Regions from separate parts of the Homo sapiens genome. Here regions 2 and 3 are each linked to region 1. Evidence: read pairs that join two places in POLR2A ChIA-PET (ENCODE). Cell type or tissue: PC-9. All regions are shown on one strand.

Region 1 (2,500 bases):
TAAGGCTTCCAGAAGCCGGGAGAGAGGCCTGGAGCATTTCCTTCCCTAGCACCCTCAGAGGGAGCACGGCTGTGCCAACACCTTGGGTTTTGGACTCCTGGCCTCCAGAACTGTGAGAAAACAAATTTCCATCGTTTTCGGCCACCCAGTTTGTTGTTATGGCAGCTCTAGAAAATGAACACAGCAGCAATGGACATAGGTTCACTGTAGTTTGTTGTAAAATTATTTTGAGAAGACAATTTTCAGGGTCTCTGAGGATTTCATAAAGGTTTTCTATTTCCCAAGCAAGTTCTCAGGAAACAGCCAGGGAGCCAGACACACATGCGTACAAATCTCAGCTTCGCCATTTATTATCTACTTGACGTTGGGCAAGATCCTAAGTCTCTCTAGAGCATTCTTCATCCTTCAAAGAAGGATATGAAACTCTCTTCCTAAGGCCATCTAAAGAGTGAATGAGGTCGTGTTTTTTAAATTGTTTATTGTGTGGCCTCACACATGGTGGCCCGTCAAGATGTTAGATTTCTTTCCTAACAAACATGAAAGAAGACCCTGCCCTGTAGCAGGCAAGCTGGGTGTTAGCTGAGAGTCTCCAACCTAATGTCTATTCAGCATAATAAATATTAATAAGTGCAGTAGACACTGCCAGGGCTCTGGCCAGACCCTTGCAGATCCCTTTAACTGTTTTGTCTGTACTCCCTTGAGTATGCACCCCACGACTCACACCAGAGACTCTTCTTGGAAGTCTTTTCTCGGGCTACTGGAGCCACTTTTTCCACACTCAGGTTGCTAGAAGTGCCTGTGAGTTTATATCCTCTATCTGGGGCAGTTCATGGCCAAAGTCTGAAGGATGCAGGCGTGTGACAGCCCACTTCCTTTGCTTGGAGTCAGGGAAACTCTGAGGCATAACTCACACTCCTGAGTTCCCCTGTAGGATCACGCTGGAGCCACAGGACTTTGCCTGAAAGCATACATTTGCTTTGCCCATCCCTACTTCCACATCAGCCTTCCTGTGAGCATGTCCTTAATGAGTCGCTTACATTCAACTCTGCAATTAAGAGTCTGCTTCTGGGGCACCTGACCCAAGGCAATAAGCTACTGAACATCTCCTGCTGAGATGCCACATGATATTGAAGTTCTGATGGTTAAAGCTAAAAAAACAACCTGACCAGACTGCATTCCAATCATTCACTATTTTAACAGCCATAATAATTATACTAGTAACCTCTCGTTCATGTGTCCAATACATGCATTACGTTCAATTCTAATCCTCATAACCAATGTATACATAGGTAGTTTTACCCTTGTAACAGTTTTTTTCAATGGCCACAAATTTTTTGATTCTCCTCCCATCAAGAGGTAAAGTGTAGGTCCCCTTCCCTTGAATCCCTTTACTTTTACAGAAATCTGCTCAATTTTGATAATGTGTCCCTCAGTTCCCAAGATGTGGCCATTCTAGGATATTCTTTCCCAAGTAAGGACATTCAGCCATGTGGGTTGGTTAACCTTAAATTGCATCTCTAATAGACAGTATATAGTTAGCTCTTACTTTTATAACTAGTTTGATAATCTCTGCCTTTTGACTATTTAGTCCATTTATATTTGATGTGATTATTAATATAGTTTGAGTTGCTGCTATTTTGCTATTTGCTTTTTTTTGTTTCATTTGATTTTTGCTTCTCAGTATCCCCTTTTTCTTGCGTTCTTATGGTTTCATAAAATATTTGATTAAATTTAAAATTTAGAATCTCAGATTTTCTAGGCAATTGCTCAGGTCAGTGAGCTTCAAACCCAGGATTGTGAAAACAGTTTAATTTCTCTGATAGCATGTTTTCTCTACTATCCATGATGATGTTTATGAAGTCAATATCAGGCTGAATTATATTCAATTGTCAGGTAAATAAAATCTTTAGAAGTTATTAATTTGGAGTTTACTGAAACAGGAATTTATGATTCTTCACTGTATGGAGATGTTTCCATATAATCTATGTAAAGGAGAAATTACACAGCATAAAATAAAAAACTGGCTAAACCTTAGAGAAGCCAGCCGGCAGGCAAGAAGAAATTCAGTAAGAATGGGAATTATCACTCACCTCATTGGTACAATATTTTTGGGGCTTATAAGTGCTCCCTACAATCAGATGGCACATCTGTGAAACATCTGATTTGGGGAAAAACTGACAAAAATGTTTGCTGATATTTCTTTAACCTATTTGTTTTATATAAAGTAAACTAAACTTTGTAGTCATGTCTCCCTGATCTGCTTGGATTTGTCTGCTCTGAAATTACTATATTTCTCTTTGTAATTAATAAACATTTTGGGGAACACACTTGAGTCTGCAAATATCCTGTTTTTCCTCAAACTTTTGCTGAATACTTTTAGAATTCATTGGTGAGTCCAACAATTATTACTGTGCTTTTCTCAGTGATTTTCTATTTTCCTCATTCCTTCTACACATATTAATTATAATTCTTCCATAAGCAAAAGCTGCCCTTTCTTCCT
Region 2 (2,500 bases), 78 kb after region 1:
AGTATACACTGATGCCTTATTATTCATATTATACATTAACATATTGACATAGAAACAAAACTAAAACAATTTAATACAACCTGGAGATCAGCAAAAAGCTATTGTTTAGGATACAGCTGACTTAGATTAGGGTGCTGATATTAGAGACAGTTAAAAAGGAACAAGTATTTCAGCAAACAAAAATTCAAACATCTCCGAGTTCAAATGCAGAAAAGCTGGGTTATGTTGGTTTTTGCAATCAGTCACCTTCCTTCTTCCAAATCTATTTTCAACATAGCCATCTTTCCACTTTAAAAAAATAGTTTTATTGTTCTTAAAATGGCTGCCAGGAAAATGAGAATTTCATTTTCAATTATAATCAGAGCTTGGTATCACATATAAAAGAAATCATGAGATTCTCAAGCCTCTCAAGCCCAATTCACCAAGTCAGCAGTGAATATATTTTTTTTTTTTTGAAAAGGAGTCACACTTTGTCGCCCAAGCTGGAGTACAGTGGCACGGTGTGGGCTCACTGCAGCCTCCGCCTCCCAGGTTCAAGCGATTCTCCTGCCTCAGTCTCCCAGGTAGTTGGGATTACAGGGGCCCACCACCATAGCCAGCTAATTTTTGTATTTTCAATGGAAATGGGGTTTCACCATGTTGGCCAGGCTGGTCTCGAAGTCCTGACCTCAGGTGATCTGCCCGCCTTGGCCTCCCAGAGTGCTGGGATTACAGCGAGTATTTTTCACTCCCTTCTCCACATATTCGGTATCTAATTTCATTGCGAAATAAAAAGTGCCCCTCCAAACAACTCAAAAGCTCATCCCTAAGTTTCTAGATATTCGTTCCAACAAACTCCTGGGGGAACCACCCTCATGGATTTGGGGAAGGGCTTTTTACTCACTTGCTGCCATGTCAGCTTCAGCCTTTCATACTGCTCCTTGCCATCTGCTGAGCAATCCGAACAAGTAAACCTAAAAAAATTATCACCCTTAAGGTAACTGAGCTGTTCCCTCAGCTGACCTAGGAGAAAAACAAAAAGTCACATCATGGGTTTATCTAGAGCAGCGGTAACCTAAAGGTTTAATCCGTTTATCACCCAGATTTTCCTTTCCCATGTTGTCTTCTTTTCTTCAGCCAACCCACAATTGCAAAATGGGGAAAAGGAAGGGAATTAGAAAGATTTCTATTCTTCTAACACCAAGTATACGCCCACTAAGATCTGTAGGATCCAGTAACTTTTAGGAGAAAGGTACTGGAAAAGCAGGTATTGTTGCTGGATTTCCCAATTGTCACATTCCTGACTCCCAGAGGCAGGTCTCTTCACACATTCTTTCAAAAAATATGAGCTCCCTCTGCATACCAGGCACTGGGCTAGGAACTGGGAATACAAAGTCCAAGACAGATAATGGTGCCTGATCTCACAGGTTTGCACTTCCCTGAGGGCTGCATAGAAAACAGGTGATCACAACAACACAGTGGTTCTCCATGCTCACAGTGCATTGGAATCACCCAAGTTGTTCTTGGTTTTCTAAATATGCTTGATTCTAGCCCAGATAAAATGCATCAATTTCTGAAGCAGAGCCTAGGAGTTACATTTCTTAGTCCCTCAGGTGATGCTGATGCTCTGTGACACATAAGGAATGGAATGTGCTGTGTACCACAGGGCAGTGTGAGGGTAAATAAAAGGAGGCCCAACCTATATTAGGGGGAGGCTTAGGATTAGAAATTGGCCAGGTGAAAAGGGGTCTCTTTGTGTATAGGGAGAATGGAGGCTGTGGAGATGCATATTCCAGAAGAAAAAAACTGTGCAAAGCCCTAAGGATAAGAATTGTTTGTGAAGAATAAGTTCACCCTAACTGCAAAGTTGTGTGGGAATCAAAGAAACTACAGTTAGCAGGGTCCTGACCACAAAGGGTAGCTTAAAATTTGTCCTCAACAGGACAAAGGGAAAGCCACTGAGAATTCAGGCAGAACCTGAAATCAATAACAGAGACCGCTCAGAAGCAAAAACCAGCTAACTAGTAAATTCTGCATTTCCTGTGAAAATGTTACTATTAATTTGTTAACAGTGACTAAATTTGAAGTTGAACCCATTTTAAGAAAAACATTTCCACATGCCAGAAAATGACCCTCTTCACAGTTATATATGTATTTCTCTGACTTGGTTACAAATTATATTACACAAAGGCATTCCTCAAGTACCTATATCTTTACTAGTCTCTTGCCTAATGGGAAAATCCTGTTTCGGTATAAACCATATGATGGCTGGCAAGCCATACTCCTCAGGTGCCAGGAAGCTGGCCATTGAAAATCTCAAGATCAGGGCCGAGCACAGTAGCACATGCCTGTAATCCCAGCACTTTGGGAGGCCGAGGCGGATGGATCACCTGAGGTTGGGAGTTTGAGACCAGCCTGACCAACATGGAGAAGAAACCTCATCTCTACTAAAAATACAAAATTGGCCGGGCATGGTGGCGCATGCCTGTAATCCCAGCTACTCGGGAGGCCGAGGCAGGAG
Region 3 (2,500 bases), 70 kb before region 1:
CTTTAGTTGTCATGGATCTTTAACCTCCTCCAATCTGTGACAGATCCTCTGTCTTTTCTCATCTTTCACGAACTTGGCGCTTTTGAAGGGTATCCCTCAGTTTTGGTTTGTCCGATGTTTTTTCATGATTAGAACGAGTTTTTCACTTCTGGTTAGAATACCTCAGATGTGATGCTGTGTCCTTCAACATATCAATGAGTTCATGATATTGTTATGTCTTTTTACTGGCGATATTAACCTTGATCTTGATCACTTGGTTAAGGGGGTGTCTTCTGAGCTTCTCCATTGTAAAGTCACTACATTTCCCTTTATAATTAATAAATATCTTGAGGGAGATACTTTGAGATTATACAAATATCCTATTTCTCTTCAAACTTTCAGCCACTAATTTTAGCATATATCTGTGGAACCTATCTGCAATAGTTATTACTGTGCTGTTTACCAAATGACAAAGTTCTTTTTCCCCCTTTCATTCTAAATCCATTAATTAGAATTCTTCTGTCAAAGCTGTTCTGTCTCCCCATTTATTTGTATCCAGTTATTTACTTATATCAATATGGATTTATATCTTATCCTATGGGTTATAATACAATAGTATCACTGTTTATTTTGCTGTTAAAATTATTCCAGCTTTTTCCCCCTTTCATTCTAAATCCATTAATTAGAATTCCTCTGTCAGAGCTGTTCTGTCTCCCCATTTATTTATATTCAGTTATTTATTTATATCAGTATGGATTTATATCTTATCCTATGGGTTATAACACAATAGTATCACTGTTTATATTGCTGTTATAATTATTCCAGCTTTAAACATTGGGAGCTCTTCCATTTTGGCCTTGTTCCTGCTTTAACCAATAAATTTGACACAAGTGACACTGTGCCAGTTACAGGCTTAAGTCCTAAGAAGGCCAGACAGCTTTCACTCTTGGGAGCTCTAACGTACCACGTAACGAGTTCAATCCTGCTGGAAGCCCTTACACTACCTGGAGAGAGTGAGGCCTGCTGTCCCAGCTGACCCCAGCCTTCCAGCCAACCCACGAAAATATGTGATGGAACCCACGAAAATATGTCAAATGTGTGACGGAACCATCTTGCATGTTCCAACCCAAATGAGTCCCCAAATGACTGCAGCCATAGCAAGATGCATCACTCACATCTCAGCTGATCACATCCGCTTTGGGTAAACCCAAAGAACTGTGGGAGATTAAAACATAGTTGCTCTCCTAAGCCACTCAGTTTTAGAGTGGTTTGTTGTGTAGCAGTCAATAACCAGAACCCTTGCTGGTTATTGACATACTGCGCCCTCTCTCTTTCAGCTTACCTGATAACAGAAGCATCTTCCTGTCATCCATGGCACTTACTCAGTCCCATGACTACTTCTCTCTACCTTCCATATCAAACCAATTATCAAGGCAAATGGATTCCACCTCTGCCAACTCTCTCAATTCCTCCCCACCCCTACACCAGTTGGAGCACCAGGACAATGGCAAAAGCCTCCTGCCAGTCTCTGTAGACCATTTCCCAACATCCTAGTCTGCCTCATCCATTACTCCTATGGATTATGCCTTCATTTGGCAAGTATTTATTATGCTCCTACTGTGTGATAGGCACTATTTTAAACCCTGGGGATACAGAAGTGAACAAAGACAAAAATCTACCCTCACTGACATGAAAGTCTAGAGGAGAAAGATGGGCCAATTACATGAATAAATAAAATACACACTGTATCAGAAAGTGATGAGTGGCATGAAGAGAAATAAAGCAGGGAAGGAGAAAGGATAGTCACAGAAGTGGGGTGAGGTTTTAGAATTTTAGATAGGGTGATTTGGGAAGGCATCTCTGAGGTGACTGAGTAAAAATCTCAAGGATGTGAAGAGCCCAGGGAATAACTTTGAAAAGAACATCTAGGGCAAGAGAACAGTCAGTGCAAAGGCCCTGATGCAAGGAAGAATCAGGCTGGCATGGCCAAGGGACGGACAGTTCACTGTGGCTGGTGTGGAGTGACTGAGATAGTGTGGTACAGATGAAGGCCAAGAGTAAATGTAGGGACATCAGACCTAGCTTTGTAGGATACTGGTTTTGACTTTGGTTAGGATGAGAAGCCACTGGAAGATTTTGAGCAAACACATGACATGATTCGATTTACATTTAAAATCTCCTTCTATTTGCTCCACTGATTCATGTACCTTAGCGGGACATAGGCAGAAACAAAGAGATCACTGAAAGGCTATGATCGTCCAGATGAGACGGTGGCCTGGACCATGGTGGAAACAGCAGGGCATGGAAACTGTCGGAGTCCAGATTTCCGTAGTGTGGATGAGGGTATAAGAGCAAGACAGGATCAAGGATGACTCCTTGATGACTCCAAGCAATCTGAAGGAAAGAGCTGAAATGCTTCTGCTCCAAGATAAACTCTTGAAAGGATGGTCTATATACCACTGGGGTGGAACATGTTCAGGGAAGGTAATCAGAGTTTCTTGTTGCACACATTAGTTTTGGG

What was found. Peaks named below come from ENCODE experiments on the same cell type or tissue, not always from the same donor. Only the 100,000 strongest peaks of a DNase experiment are listed, where the experiment ranks them.
Region 2: POLR2A ChIA-PET joins it to region 1 with 9 read pairs; 3 of 35 experiments call an interaction of 5 or more read pairs at or near these places.
Region 3: POLR2A ChIA-PET joins it to region 1 with 5 read pairs; 4 of 35 experiments call an interaction of 5 or more read pairs at or near these places.

Annotation. Positions count from the first base shown.
Region 1 is chr20:18,222,021-18,224,520 of GRCh38, reverse strand. No RefSeq gene overlaps it. Among named protein-coding and RNA genes, the nearest start is that of ZNF133, 65 kb to the left of the region's middle. In PC-9, no CTCF peak of the experiment used is centred here; a DNase peak (open chromatin) is centred at 1,050; H3K27ac peaks cover 913 bases.
Region 2 is chr20:18,143,735-18,146,234 of GRCh38, reverse strand. KAT14 (lysine acetyltransferase 14) reads right to left here. Exons shown (of 11, transcript NM_001392073.1): 3 at 884-1,002. Among named protein-coding and RNA genes, the nearest start is that of PET117, 7.1 kb to the right of the region's middle. In PC-9, no CTCF peak of the experiment used is centred here; DNase peaks (open chromatin) are centred at 1,254, 1,604 and 2,044; H3K4me3 peaks cover 2,025 bases; H3K27ac peaks cover 2,500 bases.
Region 3 is chr20:18,291,890-18,294,389 of GRCh38, reverse strand. All of the region lies in intron 1 of ZNF133 (zinc finger protein 133), which reads right to left. Among named protein-coding and RNA genes, the nearest start is that of ZNF133, 4.6 kb to the right of the region's middle. In PC-9, no CTCF peak of the experiment used is centred here; no DNase peak of the experiment used is centred here.